3 separate regions of the Mus musculus genome follow, and regions 1 and 2 are each linked to region 3. A link is a loop called in an ENCODE intact Hi-C map of the cell type or tissue named here. Cell type or tissue: heart. All regions are shown on one strand.

Region 1 (8,000 bases), 130 kb after region 3:
CTTACTAGCCACAGACACTTTGAAAATAAGCAGTTTTGATTCAGGAGACAAATTATTTAGAAACAATTCAAATCAGCTCTAAACTTTTGCACCTTTTATGAGTTCTCTGTGGTGGAATTTCTCCTTCATGGCTGTTAGTGAATTATGGAAATTTCTGTCAATAAAAGCTGATTGTCCCTCACCTTATTATCATATATAAAACTTATCTCAGAATGGATTACATACCTATATTAAAGGGCCACCCCCCCAAAAACCCTCAGAATTAAACCAAATAATGAATTTTTACAGTTATCTTTAATATGACACCAAAATTAAGTAAAATTAAAACTAAAATAGATCAAAGTTTTTTGTTTTTTGTTTTTTTTTTAAAAAAAAGCTTATGCTTTTCATTAAGAAAATAAAAGGACAGACATCCTGGGCATGGTGACTCACACCAGTAATCACCAGGACTCAGAAAGCTGAGACAGGAGGATCTCTAGTTGGAGGCTAGCCTGGGCTACATGGCTACATAACAAGCTCTTATCATTCATATATATATATATATATATATATATATATATATATATATATATACACACATACATACATACATACACACTCACATATACAAAATGGATTTAAAGAAAAAGACACCTTATAGATGGGTAAAAACATTTGGAAATTGTATATCTCAAAAGAGACTTGTATACATAACATATAAATAACTGTTCCATATAAAATTAAAAAAACAAAGTGATCTCAAAATGGACAAAAAACATGAATAGTTTTCTCTTCAATGAGGTTCATAAATGGCCGATGGCTACATGAAAAGACGTTCAATGTAATTAGTCATTAGGGATATGCAAATCAAAACAGTAAAGATGCACTCGCTCCTACTAGATCAGCTAAAGATATTATAAAGTGCTAACAAGTATGTGGAGAAATTAGATCCCTCATGCATTGCTAGTGGAAAAATAAAACACTGTTTCTCATTTATACAGGTAATGTCTACATTTCTTAAAGACATATTGTTATCACATATATGAAATGAAGTGAAAACACACACACAAATAGTATTGCCCATCACTATTCATAGTAGCATGATTTATAATGCACAAGATCTAGGAGCAGAACTGGGGTTATGGCTCAGTTGGTAAAGTATTTGCTTTGAAAGTTTGATCCCCAAGACCTACATAAAAAGGTTGGGGGATAGGTGCACAAGCTTGTAATTCAGTATTGGGAGGATAGAGACAGGAGAAATCCCTGAGCCTTACTGCCAGATAGTCTAGACAAGGAGCTCCAGGTTCAGTGAGAGACTCTGCCATAAAAATAAGATGAAGGATTCAAGAGATGGCTCAACCACTAAGAAGACGTAAGAATTCATAGTGCTCTTGCAGAGGACCCAGCCCAGTTCCTAGCATTCATGTGGTAACTCATATTGCCCATAACACCAGTACCAGAGAATAAATGCCCTCTTTTGATATGTGCAGACTCAACCACACATGTGGTGCACATAAATACACAAACAATAAAATATAACGTGAAGAGCAATTGAGAAAGACATCTGGTATTAACCTCTGGTCTCTACATGTACCTACACATACACATGTGCACATACAATCATGTGAATATTTAAAAAAGCCAGCCTAAATAGTTGTATGAACAAACATTTATTATATCATACAATAGGATATTATTTTGTAATATAAAAATAAAATACTGTCAGGCATGCTTCTAATTCTAACCCACTGAAGGCAGTAGAATTACAAATTCTAGTCTGGGCTTTATAAAGAGACACTATCACAAACAAACAGACAAAGGAAGGAAATAATGCCAGCTACAACCCAGGTGGGCTTTGACAACATCATGCTAAGCAAAGGAAACCAATCATACAAGACATTGTATTGTATGAGTCCATTTATAGAAAATATCTAGGGTAGAAAAGTCTATCCAGACAGAAAGTACATGGATGGTGAACCAAGGGCCAATGAGAATGAGGAGGATGAGGAGGAAGTTTCTCTATAGGTTGATAAAAATGTTCTAAAATTAGGTTATGGTGATAATGACACAATTTTGTAAAGAGGCCAAGACTGAATGTGGGGATTTTGAAGATATGGTATTTGAATTTTAGATTATATGAATTATATCTCAATAAAGATGTTAAACTGACACAAGGGATGGGCTGGCCTTAGGAGAATAACAATAAGTTCAAGGCCAGCCAGGACGATATAGCAAGACCTTTTCAAAAAGTTTAATCAAAAGCACAAAACAAAAACCAAACAAAAGTAGATTGAAACTCCTGGGTGAGCAAGAAGTTGGCTACTTACTTACTACATACTTCATACATACATACTTCTCACTGAGTGTGGGATGCTGACCCAAGTCAACATGGCCACTTAATGACAGGCATGGAAATGGAGTCTTTGCATGGTTAGTAACATGGCCTTTAGAGTCCCTATATGAACCTGACCTGTGTCTTATTATTTGAGGACTTAAGAGTGGAAGGATGCTGGGCAGTGGTGGCACATGCCTTTAATCCCAGCCCTTGGGAGGCAGAGGCAGGAGGATTTCTGAGTTTGAGGCCAGCCTGGTCTACAAAGTGAGTTCCAGGACAGCCAGGGCTACACAGAGAAACTGTGTCTCAAAAAACCAAAACCAAAAAAAAAAAAAAAATGTGGAAGGACATGAATCTGTTGATTCAAGCTCTGAACTTTCTTTATAATGTCATACTCACAAATGTCTGGTGAGGATGGTTTGTACCAGAAGAATAAAGAATTCCCTACCTCCCAACAGATAAGGATGCTAAGAGTGGAGAAGCATCTTGAGCAAGAAGCATAATTATAAATTTCCAGAGGCCAGTGCCTCCTAAAGGAGAGCAAAACATAGAGCAAGGTCTTCATCATTACGATTGGAAAAGGATAAAAGAACGGCCTTTGGTGTCCTGGACACTGCAAGCTTTCTGAATGTGAATCTTTAGGACAGATCATGACTGTGAGAGCTGAAAGAGTGCAAGAAAAGGAACTGTCTATCATGTGGGCTTCAGGCTCCCGAGGCAAGAAGCTCCAATAGTCTAACTTAAAAACAAGAGATTCTCAGGCCCTCTCCACCCTATGTGTAAGGTCTCCTATGTAAGAAATGGTGCTAAAGAATTTTAAAAAGCCAGTGAACAAGGTTAACAAATAGTTTGAAGGCAGGAGAGATTGCTCAGCGGTTAGGAACACTTTGTGTTCTTCCAGAGGACCCTTGTTCGGTTCCCAGCACCAACCACCTGTAACTCCAGCTCCAGGGGAGCCCACACCTCTCCCTCCGTTCACGTGCATACACACACAATTGTTTTTTAAAAGGAAATTAAATGATTAGCACTAAAGTCTGTTGATTAAGGCATTCGCCTTCATAACATTCTGAGATTAAAAATAAAAATAAAACTGAGATTAAAAATAAAAAGAAAAAAAGAAAAAAGGGAGATCCTAAATTCACTTAATTCATATAAATATATATATGGGTGTGTATCTATTATATATCATATATCATATATATGATATATAAATATATGTTATGTATGATATATAAATATATATGGTATATATATAGAGAGAGAGATGAAAAGCACATCTAGGAAAAAAACAAACTTCTCCATGACAGACATGGACATGGACATCGGTCTGAGGGACACGGGACCTTCCTGGGTCGCCTCCCAGCGGCTGTGAGGAGCAAGGCGGCCAGGTAACCAGCGCACGGCGCCGGGCGCGGGAGGGCCACGCGGGCCTCGTGGGCGCCGGCCTCCGGGTGCGGGCGCGGGGCCTCCGGCCTCACCCTGGGCACCGCCCCCGGTCCGGCCGGGTGGCTCGGCTCGGCTCCTCCGGTCCGCGGCCGGCCAGGCGGGGCCCGTCGCACTCAGAGCGGCAGCCGCCTGGGGCGCTCGGGTCGGGTCGGCCTCACCGACGCACAGCACCCGCCAAGCCGCCGCCTCAGGTCAGAGTCGCCCCGGGCCACGCGGCCCGCCGGAGGGACGCGGAAGAAGAGACCTGGGGCGCTGCGCTGGGGTATTGGGTCGCGCGCAGCCTGAGGGGACCGAGTGTGACGACAAGGTGACCGGGCTGAGGGGACGGGCTGAGGAGAAGTCACACTCTGACAGGAGCCTGTGAGACCAACAGCCTGACGGGGTCTCGGTTGAGGGGACGCGGGCTGAGAAGTCACGTTCTGACAGGACTGTGTGACAGACAAGGTGAGGGGGGGTCTCGGCTTGTGGGGTCTGGATCTGACTGGCTAGGTGACTGGGTCTCCGCTGAGGGGACTCGGGATGAGAAGTCACATTCTGACAGGGCTGCGTAACTGACAGCCTAACCCTGTCTCGACTAGAGGGGATACGGGCTGGAAAGCCACACTCCGACAGGACGGAGAGTGACCAAGTGACAGAATCTTGACTCAAGGGACCCCGGCTGAGGAGAAGGCAAACTCTTGACAGGACCGAATGTGACAGACAAGGTGACAGAGTCTGGGTCTGAGGGGATCGCGCGGGCTGAGGAGAAGTCACACAAGAGAAGAGCGAGAGAGTGATAGCGGGGCGGGGTCGCGGACTCAGGGACAGAGTGAGGGGTCTCGGCTGAGGACCGGTCACCCTCCTGGAGAGCCGAGTGTGACTGACAGGGTGACTGTCCTCGTGAGGGGCACCGGCACGGTGCGGAGGGCCACAGTGCTTCCCTGAGAGGGTGCGCAGGCAGGCATGTGTGTGAGCGCGGAACAGGGTTGCCCCTGTTCCAGACCCTGACAGGAAAGCCAGGTCTCCAGAACTACCGCGTTGGGGACCGCATTGTGCGGATCCTGGTGACAGATTTAGAGAGGGGCTCGCCAGCAGCCACCGGTCGCCCTGAGGCTCTAGGGGTCGGAGGGTGGGGAGGAGGATGCGCCCGTGATCACGGAGGCGATTTGGCCCACGGCCCCCTGCCCGGGGCTCACCAGGTGTGAGGAAAGCGGGGTCACTGTCGCCAAGGCCCCGCCCCGCCAGTGCCCCTCTTCAATCTAAGCAGGGGGCGAGCACAGGGCCCGGCTCACGGGAGTAGGCAGCCCTCGTGCTGGGGGCGGAAGGTGGGTGTGTGGCTCCCGGTGCTTTATGGCTTGGGATTGGGGAGGAGCCTAAGGTGAGGAGGCAGAAACTGGGAGTAGCCTGGGCTGCTTTTATATAAGGGACGCGAGGAGGTCAAGAAGGGGCCTGGACCTCTGCTGGGGATCTGAAGGCTGCAGCGCTAAATTCTTCTTAACTCCCATTGAGTAGGTGAGTGGCCCCATCGTCATCACGTTTTTGTTGGTGTGTGTAGTGAAGTGGCCAAACTGCCCCCAAGTTCTTACACATCAGGATGGTCTGGCTGTGTTCTTGTACTGTTAAGAATCTGCTTTGCTTCTGATGCTAATAGGGGGGAGGTCGTGCCATTTATTTCAGAAGGGAAAAAAGAAAAGTTAAGTTTTCTGTGAGGAAGAGGCTAAAAGGTGTCCCTTTTTAGCAGGATGAAGGACAAAAATGTAAAATTAAATGATCATTTGAAAACAAAACCAGATGAACCAAGTTGTAGGATAGCTAACAGTTGGAAAGCCTCTTGATTTGGAGTTCATTATTGTAATGTCAACTCTTTATTATCATGCACGAAGCAAATTGTTAACTGGAGTTATTAAATGAATAACTTAGTCTTGGACTTGGGCAGGTCTTCCAAAGATATCAGGTGCTCTGTGGGAGTCTTCCTGTCGTCCATAGCTAAGTGATCAATTGCTGACTAAAAATGTAACTAACTCCAGGTGCTCTGTGATTTAAAACCTGGCTAGGGTAGGAACGGATATACGCTATGACTACTCAAAGAGATAGTTCTCTTGCAAGTTTGACAGAAGCACTCATAGATACTACGAGCATTTGGAGCAGCATTTCAGAAGATTGGGTTTCAACTTTAAAATAAGTTCTCTGTTGTCTTATCTTCAACCACATTTGCTCTAAAGTAAATGTCCGAAATATTAATTTTAATATATGAACATTTTAACTCAGTGTCATGCCTTAGTTGGAGTGAAACATATTATAAAGCCCTCGATTTTTATTTTACTGTGTGTTTTGTGTAAATTTGCTCACTCCAGTGCTACTTCATATTTAATTTGCTGAGAACTATATCTTCAGTGAGAAGATCTAAGGAGCAACTGGTGGTCACCTCACGCTTTTGCAGCTCACTAGAAGGGAAAAGATTGTTGACAGTTTTCTTTTTAAGGAAAAAAATCTTTTTCATATGTAAAAGTTTCAAACTCTTCAAACTGTTGAAGAACAATGGCGCCGGTGAAGTCTGAAGTTCTTGATGCCTCTAGGCCGAAGAGTTTTTTGATGCTGTTTCCTCGGTCTTTTATATTTCAAAGATTATAAGTTCTTCTAAACACATTAGAACTAAAAGACCTGGAAACATTATACACATCAATACTTAAGACTACTTTGATATTTTTTGTGATAACTATTTTTTAATAATTAAGTATATTTCCTTTAAAGGAGCTGGTTTTCCTAACATTCATGTCACTACATCTTTCAGAATCACTTTAACAGAAAAGGGCAAATTACACTTTAAAAAAAATCATATCTTTAGTTTCAAAATCCCTATGACATTTAAAATTCATATATGAAAAGCATGACTTTAAATTTTTGACGTAGAAATGGATTATGCAAGTGACTGATTTCAGTTAGTAAGTTTTACATATTTAAATAAATGATTTTTTTTACTTTTAAGTCTCTGAAAAGAATATTCCATCAGTCTTGTCAAGATCCTTCTGTGTGGGGAATATGTAAAGGCACTGTGAAAACATGTATAAGGATCAGCAATGTATTTAACTTACTTTTCAAATTATGAAGTGGTTGCTAATAGAAGGAAACTTACATAAAAATTTTGTTAAAATAATTTACCCAAAAGTCTGAATATTTTCACAGCTTTCACAGGGTCTGTAGGTGCCCGGTGCGTATGGCAAGACATGTTGGCCATTCTAATTTGTGTCTTTCTGCTAAATTTATTGTCATGTGGACTTGGAAATATTCTCTGTGTCATAAAGTGAGGCAAAAATACTGGAAGAATTTTTTTTTTTGCTTTCATAGGATTCCACTAAGTAAATATTGGTAGAAGATTTAAAAAAATACTACACTAGTCAAGACAATTTGATTTAAGTCAATAGTATGTAATTTTAAACATATGCACAACCCACAAATTGTCAAAGTGAATTTCTTTCTTGTTTTTCTTATTTTTGTGGCAAATTTCCCTGTTATCCATTACTTAACTTCACTTTCTTAACGCCTAAATACAGCAAAAAGGGCAGCGGCATGATTGCTTACAAAGGTCACTAGAAACAGAATTAAGTTGACCAAAAAAAAAGCAAGGCCAGTTAAATGTTGGTCTCAATACCAAGGGAGCCTCAAATACTATATATTAGTTAGTTTCATAGCATATGAGGTTTTTTAAAAAAAAAATTAATTTTTTTTCCCCTAAGGTGGTTTTTGTTCATTTCTTGTAATTTTCTCACAATACAGGGGGAGGTTTTTGAGAGTTATACATTATCTATTTTAAATTATATATATTAAATTTAATAAATTATCCAGCACAACTGCATTTATAAGGAGATCTCAAACACAATAGGCCATACTTTGGCGAAATGTACGGTTCATGTTAAGATAATATCTACCACTGGTATGGTATATCCTTAAATCATTATCTTAAGACCTAGCTTTATTCTTACTACTTCTCTTCAGTTATACGTACATATCAATATTTTAATCAAATATTCTGTTTAGAACATGGATGCATATGCTGCTTAACTACTCCAATTATTATGTTCTTTCTAAGTATGGAAAGTTAGGGAAGCTTAAAGTTATGAGTCTTTGTTTCTATTTGCTTGTCTTGGGTATGGTTTTAAGACTTTTATCAGCAAGCCTGGATTTCCTAAACGATAAGAGCTGGGCCCTGAATTTACCCGAGCTGAGATCCTAAAGACAGCCTACCCAGCTATCTAGGTCAGCA
Region 2 (8,000 bases), 300 kb after region 3:
GCTTCATGTGTGTACCTGGCACTCTCAAGAGCCAGAGGACAGCATTGGCTCTCCCCAGAACTGGAGTTAAAGATGGTTGTGAGCTGCTATGTAGGTGCTGGGAATCAAACCCAGATCCTCTGGAAGAGCAGCCAGTGCTCTTAACCACTGAGCCATCTCTCTGTCCCCTCTCAGGCTCCCCTCCCTGCCTCAGCTGCACACCCATTCCCAGGACATTTACAAAGCACAGCTGATACCTTCAGGGTGTCTGCCTTCCTGGTTGTTCACAAACATAAGCAGGGCTGGGGTCTGTGAAATGCCATGCCGTGTTGCTTGCACAGAGCACTTGTACACAGAGCCTGTGTGATTTTCTTTCCTTAGTCTTTAGACCACTCAGCTCTCTGACCTCTGGCAGGTTAAGACTCACTGTGACTGAATCCCTTGAGAGTGCAAAGAGGGTGGGAAAAATAAAAGGCTAACGAGTATAAAGTGCTGGGTTCAAATCCCAGCACCAGAGAGAGAGCAGGAATCAGAGAGGAGCTCTGGGAGGAGGGTGAGCGTAAGTGGAAAGATTGCTCAGGGAGCTGGGAGGAAACAGGATGTAAGGTGGGCAAGCCTGAGGCTCTCTTGCCTGCAGCTTGTAACAGCCTCTTCCGCTCAGCCTGGGCCCTCTGGCTTGTTTTCCACCCCAGACCTCCACAGTCCAAGCTGGACTGAGTCACACACACACACACACACACACACACACACACACACACACAGAGCCTTCCAGGTGTCCATTTGTGAAAAGATGCAAACTCCTAAGGACACCAGGCAATCCCTCACTGCATGGGCCTCAACTTTTCCTTCCAGGCTTAGAGACTTAGATTGCAGTTCTAGTTTGCCACAGCCTTGGGTATCAGATCCTTTGGCCTGTCTAGACTTGTCTCCTCATCTGTGTAAGAGGCACCTTGAGTTCACTGTCTTCTAGGGCCATTGACTCTGTAAAGCAGTCTTCTTCCTGAGAACCATGCATAAATTATAACAGTAAAACGATGTCATAATGTGCTTATAAATATAATTATTCCTGGGCTGGTGAGAGGGCTCAGAGGGTAAAGGCACTTGCAGGCAAGTCTGACCAACTAAGTTCAATCCCTTGGACCCATATGGCAGGACGGAAGAAACCAGCTTCTGCAAGATGTCCTCTGACCTCCCACACAAGCACCCCATACACATATCCACAAACAATCGAGCGAAACCTTACAACTTTAACATAATTATTTCTATTAGAATGGAAATATAAAAACTAAAATCTTGAAGCTACTTGAAGCCCTTATCAGGAAGCAAGGGTGGTAGTTATAAAATTCTAAAACTTAGGACACGCTATACTCAAAGCATTATGCTGTCTGATGAGGCCGTGGAGTAAGGTCCAATAAACACGCGTGATGACCAGGTAGAGTACAGCTCCGGTCACCGAGCTCTGCTATCCTATAGCTGTGTGACCCAGAACAAGTTACAACTAGGAGTCATCTCCCTGTCCCCGAGAATTGCTGTGGAGCACAGTCAAGTTGGGAGTGTGTGACTACTGCCAGCCCTTTCCTCTTAGTTGCGATGAGAGCAAGCTGAAGAGGGACTAGACAAGAGGTACTGAACCTCAATCTCTTTCTCTGCCAATGCGAAAAGGGGAAACTGAGCTCTCCTGCAGCCAGCATGCTGGATATTCCATGAACATCTGTGTCTGTCCCAACCTGGCAAGGAACATGACACCAGCTCGAAATTCTTGGCAGAAAGCATGGCATTTGGCCCTGCTCCATAGACAGCCGAGAAGGGCTCAGAGAAGGGAAAGAGTCTGAGGAAGGTTCCGGAGCACGTGACTAGCTTCTTCCATCAGCAGCCCTTATACAAACAGCGTGCTTCCTCCATTCACCAGTCCTGGGGACCGCACATGAGGAATTTTTTTTTCCTCTCCTCATTTTTTTTTTGCTGATTAAGTTCCCCCAAAAGCCCCTTAAGAATTTTAATAAGAAATGCAAAAATCAACAAAAGTGCAGCAAAGCCTTTCCTGTTATTAAATAAGGGAAAGTAAATATTGCAGATCGGACATATTTCTTAAGAGGATGTTATGTTTGGGTGGGAAAAAATGAGAGAGAAAAGAAAAGACTAATTTGCTTTCTGGCAGCAAATGTGTCTTTGCTGAAATTTGGTTTCAAATCTGATGACTGGAGCATTGTCACTGGCTTGCCTGGAATTTAGACCTTTGACATATGAGGTGAGTGTGCTCAGATAAGCAGGGAAGCTTTAGATCTCTGTCCTGTGAGTAGAGAAGAGAGTTCTTTAGCCACCCAGGAAATTATAGCCCATGGGGGGCCACAAGCAAGACAAAAGCAACCAGGAACAAAGAACACTTAGGTTTTGAGAGAGAAAGCAAGACAAGCATTCTTTATACCACCAGTTTAGAAAGCTGGGCATGGTGGTGCATGCCTTTAATCCCAGCACTCGGGAGGCAGAGGCAGGCGGATTTCTGAGTTCGAGGCCAGCCTGGTCTACAGAGTGAGTTCCAGGACAGCCAGGGATACACAGAGGAAACCCTGTCTCAAAAAAAAAAGAAAAAAAGGAAGGGAGGGAGGGAGGGAGGGGGAGGAGGAGAGGGAGAGAGAGAGAGAGAGAGAGAGAGAGAGAGAGAGAGAGAGAGAGAGGTGATATTCTAAAGTGTGCAGAGATAGTAGTGCAATTTCCGCACAGTGAGAGGGCCGCAGCAACTGGGGCCACGGCTGGAATGTGACATTGGTTGTTTCTTCCCTGTTAACCTCCAGTTGCTCTGACTCTCAGTCTCCTCATCTTTAAAATGGAGATAGGGGGTTGAAGAGACAGCTTGCTGGGTGAGAGCACTGACTGCTCTCACAGGGGTCCCTGGTTCAGTGCCCAGCACATACATGGTAGCTCATAAGTGCCTGTAACTCCAGGTCTAAGGGATCCGCCACTCTCTTCTAGCCCCACTACATACCTGTGGTATATATATATATATATTTGCGCCAGCAAATACCCATACACATACAATAAATCAAATAGGACCGAAAAGGATAAGTTGAATGAATGAATGAATGAATGAATGAATGAAATGGCGAGAATGAATATCATCTACTAAGAGAGGCAAGGTGACCACATGCTGCTTGCTCTTGCTGCTATGGAAGAACCCCTCCTGGAAGAAGCAACTTAAGAGAGGAAGGGCTTATCTTGGCTCCCAGTTTCAGGGAACAAAGCCCAGCAGGCATGGTGGCCAGGTCTGCGGTGGTGTTTGCAGCTTGTCACACCATGGTAGACCAGGAGGCAAAGGCTCAGGCAGGAACCCCATGACTCACTTCTGCTAGCTCTAGTACTCCCTCAGGTCCCATGGCCTCCCAAAACAGCCACTGGGCAGAGACCAAGTGTGCAAATACACGAGTCAGCAGGGGACACCACACCCGCAAACCCTGAGGGTTAAGAATAAAGACCAGAAAAATGAGCCCTGAAAGCGGCACACTCAGCTCACAATGACACTTGTCACAGACTGACAAGTGGGAAGGGGGAAAAGGTAAGAGAAGAAGGCCACCGCTGTGCACTGAAGAATGGAATGTGCTCTGGGGAATAAATAAAAGGGTTCGTTTTATTCATTTATAAAAGGTTCGCCCCAAACTCTGCTACACATGCCTCAGCCACCCAGCCTTCACACGTAAGCTCTATGGTCTAGCATGCTGCATGTCAAGGCTGCAAACTCTAGCCTGCAACACATGAAAGCTATATATGATACAGCCTGCTGCATGCTAAGGCTCTGTGTTCTAGCCTGCTACACACCAACGCGCAGCCTACTGCCTTCATCTGCCACTGACCAAAACATCCCTGCGCAGCACAGAAGGTCACTTGATTGCGTCTTTCTCCATCATGATCAGTAGAACACCAGCGCTCAAGGACTTTGCATGCCGGTCAGCACCACCCTGGGAGACAAAAAGCAAATGTGAAAACTGGGTTTACTTTCTGGCTGGAGCACCTGGCATTAGAAAGTGGGTGCCGCCCAGCAAGGTCACGTGTGACCACAGCTTCAGAGAAAATGACCAAAGCAAAGGACAGAGGGGAAGTGGGCTCACCGTGTAGCCACTGCCAGACAGCAGCTTCCACGACAGAACTACTTGGCCCTGGCCTCCTCTGTCCTGTGTCCTCCCTGAGGCAGGCCAGCAGTCACTGAGATGTACCTATCTCCCTGCAGGAGTGACAGTAGCAGGGGTGGATACCTGGGCCCTCCCTGCAAATGCTCATGAATGGGACCTCACTAACTACAAATCCTGGGACCAGACCTGGGGTCTCATCCTTCCCAGCTATCCTCAGGCCTCAGAGTGCTACCACCACCTTCCGACCCCAGGCAGGAAAGTCTGGCTTATGTGTACTCCCTGAAGCAGCTTTTGTATTCACATAAATAACAGGAGAAATAATATGGCGATCGGTTTCCATACCCACCACCCAGATTTATTTCCATGGATTTTGTTTTGTTTTTAAGAAATGAAGCATTAGAGGCAAAATTAAAGCCCCTTTATCCCCTGCCAATTGGGCACCATAGATGACTGGGCATTGGTATATGAACATATCTACATGTACATCCAATACGTGATACATTGTGTTTTAATTTTCATAAGGTTATATATTATCCTGTATCTTTATCATGTGTTTAAAATTTGCCTATCAATACGCTGACGGAGAAACGTGTTAGTAAGTTAGTTTGTTCACCTTTACAGCCTACTGCCATGCAGTATTCTACTCTAAGGATGCTGTACAGTGTGTGTCTATGGCGCATTTTATGACTGTGCCATCCATATAGGGAGAAACAGTTAGGCTCTTTCTCTCAAAACATACACAAACATGCACACACGAATGCACAGGCACACACATGCACACTCAACTACATGCCACATTTTGATTTATACGAGAAGTCTGGCTGGAGGGGGGATCCGCATGTAAGGGTGCTTTCTGCTCTGCCTTGGAACCTGAGTCCTATTCCCAGCACCTCCACCAGTGGCTCAACTGCCTGTCACCCCAGCTCCAGGGGATCCAACAACCCATTCTGGCTTCGCCAAGCAGTTTGACCCATGCATACATATATACATACATATATACATAAAATATTTTTCTTTAAAAAGGCATTTGGGCTGAGAGACAGCTCAGTGATTAAGAGCGCTCACTGTTCCGTCCTGCAGAGTCCCAGTCCCAGTCCCCACGTCGGGCAGCTCACAGTCATCAGCCTGTAACCCCAGCTCCAGGGGGATCCCACCTCTGGCCTGGTTGGGCACCCGCACTCTTGTGCACAAACCGATACACAAGACACATATGCAGACACGGTTTTAAAAAGAAGATCTTTGTATGTCTACGAGTAGTACACACAAGTTTCTCTAAGAAATTAGCCCCACAATAGGATGTGTTAGGCTGTTAAAGGAAGGCAGAGAGAGGTGGGCATAATAAACCTGAGATCCAGCATCGCCTCGAGCAAGTGTCAGCTCTGTGTGACCTTGGACAAGTCACTTACCTGTTTGCATCTAGTGAAGCCAGTGTTCTGATCTCTAACTTGGAGGATCTTGAAAAGGATCAAGCTCCTGTCCCTCTAAAAAAAAGGAGTGGAAATGGGCCAGGTGACTTCTTCAATAATACTATGGTGATCTGGGTTGTTTTAGTTGGGTTTTTATTTTTTTCTGACAACCACAATAGCCTAAAGGCAGCAGCTGGATACCATGCAAAGGCCCAGCAAACCTCGAGGGCTCGCTGCTCGCCCCTCACCACGTGGCCCCAAGTTAATGCGGAACCCTTGTTTATAGGTGAAACAGGAGTGGCCCCCACCCCGGAAAAGTGGTCGAGTGGTCATAGGGCGTCTAGCAACACGGGCCTCTCCTTTTCTGTGGTTCAACAGATTCTCCCTCAAAACTGAGGAAGGCTTGTTCTGCCAGCAGGATGAAGCTGGATCGCATCCTGGGTCGGGTAGATTTGGTGTTTCCGCAGCTCTAGTTGAAGATGGTGCCCATCAGCACAAGGCTTCACCTGGAGTGGTTGAAATTTGCTGAAATGCCGCCATCTCGTGGTTGAGATGCAACACTGCAGGGTCCGGCCTCTCAGGAAAACAATGGTGCGACAGGGTCTGCCCAGCCCTGCTCAGAAATGCGGCCGGCTCCCCATTGTCTGCGGGGTAAAGTCCGAAAGCCAAGCCTGGAATTCAAGCTCCTCCACAATCCGCCCCACCTTGCCTATCCGGCCTTATCTCGACTCCGACCTCCTGCCCCGGCCAGGTCCAGCTCCTCCCTGAACCTCCAAGCTGAGTCCAGCCTCTCACTGTGGCCAGCCCTGTGCTCCAGACAACCATCAGGCCCCCAGCTTCTAAGCCAGCTCTTCTAGGAAGCCTTCCTAGTCCATCAAGGGCCCCACCGCCATCACCTGCCCTCCCACCAACTCTTAACAGAGTCGTGGTTTTTTTTTTTTTTTTTGGTTTTTTTTTTTTTCCAACACTGCATGCTTGTTGTTTGGGTGTTTGAGCTAAGCCCTAGAGTCCCATGAGGCCGTTGAGGCTGGGAGTCCATGGAGCCTGCTCTGGTCCCAGCTACCCGAAACAGAGACAGAGGTGATAGCACCCAACTCACAGGCGTGCTATGACAACCACACAATGGCCATAGTAGAGGTGAGCAGGATGGCTAGATAAAACACAGGGCATCATCTAGTTGACCTCGAACTTCAGCCTTGAAAACTGTCGAATCTATACACCAAATTTCATGCCTATAATCCCAATACTTGGGAGATGAAGATCCGAGTTCAAGGTTATTCTGTGCTACATGCAGAGTTTGAAGCCAGCAACATCAGACGGTTTCTGAATGGGAAGAAAGGAAGAAACTGAAGGAAGGGAGAGAGAGAGAGGCAGGGAGGGAGGAAGACAAGGTTATAACTGCTCCTAAGTATGGTGGAGGAGTAAGTTTATTATAGATATAAGGGAGAGATAGCCAGAGGCAGAGACATCTGGGAGAGTCCAAAGTGGTCATGACCTGAACCATATGGGGAGAGGGGGGAGGGAAAAGGAGAGACAGGAACCAAGTACAACAGCCAGGAGGCCAAAGGCCCAAAAGGAGAGGCAGGTAACCAAAATATCTGGGTTACATAGGGAAGAGTCTCTGGGAAAAGGGCAGCCCTAGCCCAGCCCCTGGGCTGGAGAGTTCAGGGTAGAGGGCAGGGGCATAGCAGCCATATCCTGTAACAGGTAGGGACTAAGGGATGCTGGAAGAACCTGGTGGCCAGGTCTACTTTGATATGTTAAATAGGCACCTCAGCCTATTGTCCCAAATTTGAAACTTAACAGTTAACAGTTTCAAACCCCTTCCCCTTCCCCCACCCTCACCCCCAACAAAAAGTACGTGGGAGGGGGGGGCAACTTTTTAAAAAAATATATTTTAAAAAATTATGTGTTGGTTCTGTTCATGACTCACATTAAGATTCGGTGTCCCCAGACAGTTGGGACACCTTTAATCCCAGCACTCAGGAGGCTGAAGCAGGTAGATCTCTGAGTTTGAAGCCAGCCTGGTCTACAGAGTTAAGTTCCAGGACAGGAAGAGCTACACAGAAAAACCCTTATCTGGAAAAACAAAACAAAAAACAAACAAACAAAAGATTTGATGTCCATTTCCTGCTGTGTTTACTATGTAGTAGACAAATGTCCTTTATACTGATAGAAATGTTTGCTTGTTTTAGTCTATCAAAAATAGTTTACACCTTTAATCCCAGCATTCGGGAGGTGGGGGCAGCTGGATCTTGATTCCAGACAGCCTGGTCTACAAAGCGAGTTCCAGAACATCCAAGGCTACACACAGAAACCCTGTCTCAAGAGATAGAGAGTTAGATAGGAAGATGGACGGATGGATGGATGGATAGATAGATTATTGATAGACTGACAGATATCTAAGATTCCATAAATCTCCCTACCTCCACTAAAAAATAAATAAATAACTTTTGTTTATGCAGAACGTTCCCCTACACACATTCCCAGAACT
Region 3 (8,000 bases):
AGTCAAGAGCTCCGGGGTACTGGTTAGTTCATAATGTTGTTCCACCTATAGGGTTGCAGATCCCTTTAGCTCCTTGGGTACTTTCTCTAGCTCCTCCATTGGGAGCCCTGTGATCCATCCATTAGCTGACTGTGAGCATCCACTTCTGTGTTTGCTAGGCCCCGGCATAGTCTCACAAGAGACAGCTACATCTGGGTCCTTTCGATAAAATCTTGCTAGTGTATGCAATGGTGTCAGCGTTTGGATGCTGATTATGGGGTGGATCCCTGGATATGGCAGTCTCTACATGGTCCATCCTTTCATCTCAGCTCAAAACTTTGTCTCTGTAACTCCTTCCATGGGTGTTTTGTTCCTAATTCTAAGGAGGGGCATAGTGTCCACACTTCAGTCTTCATTCTTCTTGAGTTTCATGTGTTTAGCAAATTGTATCTTATATCTTAGGAATCCTAGGTTTGGGGCTAATATCCACTTATCAGTGAGTACATATTGTGTGAGTTCCTTTGTGAATGTGTTACCTCACTCAGGATGATGCCCTCCAGGTCCATCCATTTGCCTAGGAATTTCATAAATTCATTCTTTTTAATAGCTGAGTAGTACTCCATTGTGTAGATGTACCACATTTTCTATATCCATTCCTCTGTTGAGGGGCATCTGGGTTCTTTCCAGCTTCTGGCTATTATAAATAAGGCTGCTATGAAGATAGTGGAGCATGTGTCCTTCTTACCAGTTGGGGCATCTTCTGGATATGTGCCCAGGAGAGGTATTGCTGGATCCTCCGGCAGTACTATGTCCAATTTTCTGAGGAACCGCCAGACTGATTTCCAGAGTGGTTGTACAAGCCTGCAATCCCATCAACAATGGAGGAGTGGGCACAGGGGGAAAATTCCTGAATAGAACAGCAATGGCTTGTGCTGTAAGATCGAGAATCGACAAATGGGACCTCATAAAATTGCAAAGCTTCTGTAAGGCAAAAGACACTGTCAATAAGACAAAAAGTCCACCAACAGATTGGGAAAGGATCTTTACCTATCCTAAATCAGATAGAGGACTAATATCCAATATATATAAAGAACTCAAGAAGGTGAACTCCAGAAAATCAAATAACCCCATTAAAAAATGGGGCTCAGAGCTAAACAAAGAATTCTCAGCTGAGGAATACCGAATGGCTGCGAAGCACCTGAAAAAATGTTCAGCATCCTTAATCATCAGGGAAATGCAAATCAAAACAACCCTGAGATTCCACCTCACACCAGTCAGAATGGCTAAGATCAAAAATTCAGGTGACAGCAGATGCTGGCGTGGATGTGGAGAAAGAGGAACACTCCTCCATTGTTGGTGGGATTGCAGGCTTGTACAACCATTTCTTTTTTTAAACTTATTTTTATGAGTATATATTAGTTATGTGTAATGATGGGTTTTGGCATGAAACTTTCACACATGGATATATGTTCTGACCATATTCACACACATCTGTTACCATCTCTTATCTCACTCTCATACCCATAATTCTCTTCATAGCATCTGCATGCCAGACATTATCAAATATGGTAAAATACATAAAGCATTTAGTGTTTGGTTCTCAGCAAGTCTTTACTGCTAATTATTAAGTTGTCATTAGCTCCCCCACCCACATTTGTTTTGTTTTCTTTTGTTTTGAGATAAAGTCTTAATATGTTGCCCAGGTTAATCTCAAACTTTTGGGTGCAAGCCATCTCCCACCTCCCCCATCATGCACCACTAAAGATATTCTTTTCCTTGAATAACAAGAGTTATATCTAGACGCCTCTGCTCGTTTTAGTAATAAGGGGAGATGTTTTATTACCTGGCCCGTTAAGGAAGCTGCAAGCTGTTAAACTCCCATGGATCCCCAGCTGCTAGGCTTATTAAGAAAATGTTACAATGGGGGGAAATTGACAACACAGGCAATACAGATATTTTTAGTTTGTGCTGCAAGGGTGTACATCTTGGGTTCTGTTTAGGATTGAGCACAAGGGTATGAATCTGGATTATTTTATAAGATTGTCAATCAGAAATCCATGCTAAGTGCTTACTCTGTTGCCGTCTTATGTAAGGGATAGTATGAGAAAACCAAGGTAGGTGAAATACATTTCCAAACTTTCAAACTTTGTTAGGAGGGAAGTAGTTTGATAATTCTGTAAGAAGCTGTGTCCATTTCTTGCATCAGGAATTCTACAGAAATTATTTCCCATGTCTACATATTAAAATGTAAACCATGTAGCACCAGTGAGGCAAAGCCAAGAATGTGGAGATCTACTCACTAGTAAACATCCATTAAGCCACCATATAGAGAGAGCCTTCCATGCAGCTGTTACAGGGATCCCACTGCTGGGTGCATAAAAGCCTATCACTGAGACACACTCTGGAGAGAAAATTAAGGCCCGAAAAAGTTTTTGTAGCAAGATGCCATATGTGTGTGCTTAGAGCACACAGTCATGTTTACACCCCCACCCTACTTGGGAGGGCATGCTGGCAAACGACAGCGGGATTGTATGTGTTAAGAGATGAATGGAAAAATGGACCATTTACATTTTTATCATTTTATGTAGTTTTTGAATATGGATTGAATAATTTAGCAATATAAACAACTTTGGTATTATTTGTTTAAATATAGGATTCTTTCCAAAGGCCACCCAGCCAGGAAAGGGTGCAGCCAAGGCTGCAGAGCATCTGTCCTCTGGATCCTTGCACACTGCTTCCTGCTAGCACCCCCTTAAGTTCAGGAGGTGTTTCTGTCATTTGCTAGTAAGTTATAGAACTTATTCCATTAAATTATTTCTAGAAAACTAATCAGAAGGTCCAGGGCCCAGCTGCTTCAACAATGTGTTCATCCTCTAGAAGAGGGGTTTGCACCTTGTCTGTTACCATCTTGGCTCTTTTATGATGATAACATTGTAGCTTAGCCAGGAAAAAATCAGTGACCCTGAACTAGGAAACACAAACCGAGATTTCCAACAGCACAAATTACCTTAAGGAAAAGGCATTAGGATAGCTTGCGAGGTTGGGGTGGAGGAAAGGCATGAAAATAGTTCCATTAGCCAACTTGGTCAGTGGGCAGGTGCAGGAAGTGGCAGATAATCCCAGCCAAGATCTATAAATATACCCCAGTATCACTATTCAAAACCCACAAAATAAATGAGCAAGTTAGAAAACTTGGCAGCATGTAGAATCTAGATGCAAACCCTCAGTTCTCAGTTAACTCACGATGTTTTCTGTGAGTCGGCATGCTGTTGAACTGTTTGGGGTTTCTGTTTCCCCAGCAGTCCAGTGGTCAGGAAGCATTCTCTCTTAGCTCCTTCACAGAGTTGTGAGAAACTAGTATGTCAAAGAACAACCTTTGAAAGTGCTAACCTTCACAGGGAATGAAGGTCTCTGACACTAATCTTACAGAAAAGCTATTTGAGACTTGAAGGTAGGAGGAAGCATCAAGAGAGCATTTGTGATAGCAGTGCAGGCATACAACCAAAGAAAAGCCATCTTGTTGGTCATTTATTTTAGTTCGGCTTATGATTATAAGCAAAGACTGACTGAGCCCAGTATCTGCAGAGCAGTGACAGTGCCATGCATAGACAGAACTGTCAAGAGAGTGGCATGTGCTACAGGGGCATGCTGAGCTATGAATGTTGATCAGGGCCCTGGAAGCAAACTGATGTGAAACTTAGGAAGGAATTAGGGCAGAGGTGGGGGTTGGACTTAGTGATCCAACTCCAGGATGGCCCAGTGCCTCAGAGGAGCAATTTCAGGGTGGCCAGGGACTTGGATAGCACAAATGACAACTTCCTAGAACGGTCTGTTCCAGAATCCATAGAGCAAAGGAAATAGCCTGGCCTTATCCTGAGTAAGTTGACAGGAACCAGGAAAGGAAGTATTTGTGGTGGGACAAGTACTTATAGCATCATTAAGTCTCTTCTGAGTAGAAAAAAATGGGAAAAAAAACTTGGTGCAGCACATGTGGTAAGTCAGTTTCCATGGCGTGGGAGAGCGGGAGGAACACAGCAGCAGAGGAAGATGGTGCTGGGTGGCATGGGGCACTGCACTCAGGGTCCTGTGTGGCTGTGCCACTAACATGCTAATGACCTTGGAAATGTCATTTTCTTCCTGAGAATTTTGAATTTTTTTTTTTTTGTTTCAAAGAGTTTTCTTCCTATCTGGTCAGTTATTATGAGGATTAAGTATTCTTTTAAAACAAACAAACAAACAAACAGGCCGGGCAGTGGTGGCACACGCCTTTAATCCCAGCACTTGGGAGGCAGAGGCAAGCAGATTTCTGAGTTTGAGGCCAGCCTGGTCTGCAAAGTGAGTTCCAGGACAGCCAGGGCTATAAGAGAAACCCTGTCTCAAAACAAACAAACAAACAAACATTTTAAAAATTATATAATTTCTTTATTTACATTTCAAATGTTAACCCCTTTCCTGGCTTCCCCTCCAAAAACCCCTATCCCTTCTCCCTCCCCCTGCTCACCAACCCACCCACTCCTGCTTCCTGGCCCTGGCATTCTTCTACACAGGGGCATGGAACCCAAGGACCAAGGGCCTCTCCTCCCATTGATGTCTGACTAGGCCATCCTCTGCTACGTATGCAGCTGGAGCCATGGGTCCCTCCATGTATACTCTTTGGTTGGTGGTTTAGTCCCTGGGAGCTCTGGGGGTACTAGTTGGTTCATATTGTTGTTCCTCCTATGGGGCTGCAAACTCCTTCAGCTCCTTGAGTCCTTTCTCTGGCTCCTTCATTGGGGACCTTGTTTTCAGTCCAATGGATGGCTGTGAGCATCCACCTCTGTATTTGTCAGGCACTGGTAGAGCCTCTCAGGGGACAGCTATGGATTAAATATTCTTATAAGCAACTAGCATACAGCTCCTAGAACACAATGCAAAATAAAATATTGGTGTATTCCTTTATTTTGAGAAGAGGTTCAGAAAACCTCCAATGGAACAAGCCAGTTGGGAATGTAGAGCTCAGGGGAAAAGCAGGCATGATTTAGTCTACTAGGCGCAGGTACCCAGCCCATCTTTACAAACAGAGAACAAAGCCAAAATAGCAGAGAAGAAAAATCTTATAGAGGGAAGGAAGATTAGAGGCAGGAAAGAGAAAATATAACTGTGCAAGAATGTAGTCTCCTCATACAGGCCTGATGCCGTTAATGCATAGGATGAAGTTCCTCTCAACCTGACAGATTGGGAAGACACTGGACTGCATAACTCAGCATCACTTGTTTTCCCTGTGATACAGGCTGAGTTTTATGTTTGGTTGTAGCTGTTTTCCTTGGTTGTCAGCTCTCCTGATATGTATATGAAGAAATCAAGCATTAATAGCAATCTCTCTCTCCTCTCTCCTCTCTCTCTCTGTCTCTCTCTCTCTGTCTGTCTCTCTCTCTCTCTCTCGTTCATTCTGTTCTGATTCCATCTTTAAAAGAAAGAAAGATTCCTCTCTTTATCCCAACCACTGTGTCCCCTCCCCCCTCCACTCCTCCCAGCTCTCAGCTCTCTCACCTCACTTCTTCCCCATATCTGCTTCCCCTCCATCTCCCATCACAAAAGAGCAGGCCTCCAAGAGACAATAACCAAACAGAACAAAACAAAAAGGCAAGGCAAAAGTCCTTACACTGAAGCTGGAGAGGCAACTAAACAGAGGAAAAGACTCTAAAGAGCAGGCAAAAGAGTCAGAGACACACCCGCTCCCACAGTTAGGAGTTCCACACAAACACCAAGCTAATAGCAAAAACATATATACAGAGGACCTGGTACAGACCCATGCAGGCCTGTGCTTGCTACTTCAGTCCCTGTGAGCCCCCATGAACCCTGCTTAGTTGATTCCGTGGTTCCTGGTGTCCTCCATTCCTTCTGACTCCTATAATCTTCCCTCCCCTCTTCAGGGATTCCTCAAGCTCCAAGGGTAGGGACCCAATGGAGATATCTAATTTAGACTTTCTCCTCAAGTTTGGCTGTGGGTCTCTGCATCTACTCCTATCTACTGCTGGAGGAAGCATCTGTGAATATAACAGAATACCATTAGGAATCATTTCATTGATTTTTTTTTTTTAAAGATACATCTTGTTTGGCTCTACCCTAGGTCTCTGGGATATCCAGTCTCTGGTTTTTGGCCATCCAAGCAGTGTTGGACATGTGCTCCCTCTCATGGAGTGGGCCTTAAGTTAAATTAGACATTGGTTGGCCACTTCCACAAGTTCAGTGTCATGATTGCCCCAGAACATCTTGCATGCAGGACAGATTGTAGGTCAAAGGTTTTGTGGTCCAGTTGGCGTTCATGATTCTCTTTCTGTCACCCACAGAGTACCTTCCTGCACCAAAGACACTAAGAACACAGGGGCGAAGGCTCCACGATTAACCTTTCCATGTTCAATGAGCTGTGTGGATGTCCTCTGCAATGGGACCTCACTGTCTGTCTGCGAAGAGTAGCCATCTGTCCTAGCATCAGCCTAGTTGGCTGGGGATCTTCACAGGACCCTCTCAGCCAAAAACTCAACCAAATGCAACCCTGTCCATAGGAACTTCTTTAAATCCTAAAAGTGTACAGGTTGATGACAGTTATAAATAGAGTGAAACACAGGGTTAGAAGACAGGGACACATCAGAGGTGTTTAAGATTGGCCTAGTCTTTACCAAGAACAATATGGAGGATATTCATATTTCTAGACATACACACACACTCTCTCACCCTGTCTCTCTGTCTCTGTCTCTGTCTCTGTCTCTCTCTCTCTGTGTGTGTGTGTGTGTGTGTGTATGTGTGCTGTGTCATACAGGAGATTAGATCATAAAATGACAGGTTGAAAGTGAAAGGGTACTGTGGATTATTTTGCAGGTGGGTAAATTGGTGCTTAAAGGAAGTGGCTTGCTTGGGGCATTATGGCAATCAGTAGCAAACCAAGAGCCTGAACCCAAGTCCCCCCACTCTCAGTCTGGGGTCCATCTGCTGTAGTCCTCTTATTGAGGAGATTGTATGTCTGAGTTCACACACTTGCACAAAACTAATTCATGTGCCCTTCTCCTTTTCTTTAGGGCCAAATGCTTTCGGGGCAAAAAAATCCTTGGAGATTATGACATCAAGGTGGAACAGGTAATCAACATGAAGCCTCACATGATCTCCACCATCCCAGAGTGAGCCATCTCTTACTGTCCAGAGTCCCCCACTGGGTTCTCAAATGTGCATCTCCTGGCATAGGGCTTTTCATTTATTTCCTTGACTTAACAGTTCAGAGGCAAACAGTGTGGTTCTCAATAGTGTCTCTTGCAGTGCAGGGTTCCAAGATGAGGAAGCTAAGGGGAGTGTCTTCCTAGCCTACTGACCTTATCCCCATGCTGTTGGTGACAGTGTGATTCTGAGTGAACACATGTTTTAGGTTCATTGTCTGCCTACTTTGACCCTAGGGGTACACTTCAGAGGGAATCCATTGTTTTTACAGGGAGCTTGAAAGGCTGTTTGTTTGTTTATTTGTTTGTTTGTTTACCTTCCTCTGCCTCTTGCTCCATGTAATAGAAAATTAGGTTCTTTGTGGGGAGGAGATGGCCTGCTTAAATAACATATTTTCTAAGTAATAACAAGTTTTTCCTTCTCTCTGTGTTAGAATTTACAGAATAATAGGATACTATTACTACTGTTATTTGTTTATTTTTGCAACATTATCTCTCTAAGTGGCCCTGGCTGTTTTGGAACTTGATTTAGACTTGCAAAGATCAGCCTACCTTCTGATTCCAGAAAGCAAGGATTAAAGGAGTACACCACCATGCCCAGACTGTATTCCATTCTTAAAACAACTTGTTAGATAGTCTGGATTGATTAAAAAAAACAACAAACAAAAACAAACAAACAAACCTACCCATATGTTGTAGACTGAAGAACCAGAAACCCAGGCAAGGCAATGCTGGGTTTGACATGCTGTCAGGAACAGGGGAGACAGAAACCCAGCAGCCTAACCCAGAACCCAGGACTTCAAGCAGAGACTAAGAAAGAAGATGCTTGTCCTG

Evidence for each region. Peaks named below come from ENCODE experiments on the same cell type or tissue, not always from the same donor. Only the 100,000 strongest peaks of a DNase experiment are listed, where the experiment ranks them.
Region 1: it touches region 3 in a loop (2.3-fold over the local background); 6 of 42 quality-filtered maps call a loop at or near these places.
Region 2: a loop joins it to region 3, with 9 times the contacts of the local background. A loop is called at or near these places in 36 of 42 quality-filtered maps.

What each region holds. Positions count from the first base shown.
Region 1 is chr6:115,357,167-115,365,166 of GRCm38, forward strand. Pparg (peroxisome proliferator activated receptor gamma) reads left to right here and starts at 5,183. Exons shown (of 8, transcript NM_001308354.1): 1 at 5,183-5,251. In heart, CTCF peaks have their summits at 3,668 and 3,896; DNase peaks (open chromatin) are centred at 3,865, 4,645 and 5,065; H3K4me3 peaks cover 1,822 bases; H3K27ac peaks cover 688 bases; H3K27me3 peaks cover 1,909 bases.
Region 2 is chr6:115,533,035-115,541,034 of GRCm38, forward strand. It overlaps Gm36355 (a long non-coding RNA gene), which reads right to left. Exons shown (of 7, transcript XR_869382.3): 3 at 6,013-6,150; 4 at 5,507-5,581; 5 at 3,825-3,929. Among named protein-coding and RNA genes, the nearest start is that of Gm36355, 7.6 kb to the right of the region's middle. In heart, a CTCF peak has its summit at 6,056 (motif pointing left); DNase peaks (open chromatin) are centred at 1,727 and 6,067; H3K4me3 peaks cover 567 bases; H3K27ac peaks cover 638 bases; H3K27me3 peaks cover 1,673 bases.
Region 3 is chr6:115,228,980-115,236,979 of GRCm38, forward strand. It overlaps Syn2 (synapsin II), which reads left to right. Exons shown (of 13, transcript NM_001111015.1): 2 at 7,035-7,092. Among named protein-coding and RNA genes, the nearest start is that of Timp4, 19 kb to the right of the region's middle. In heart, no CTCF peak of the experiment used is centred here; DNase peaks (open chromatin) are centred at 1,822, 3,082 and 3,782; H3K27me3 peaks cover 5,826 bases.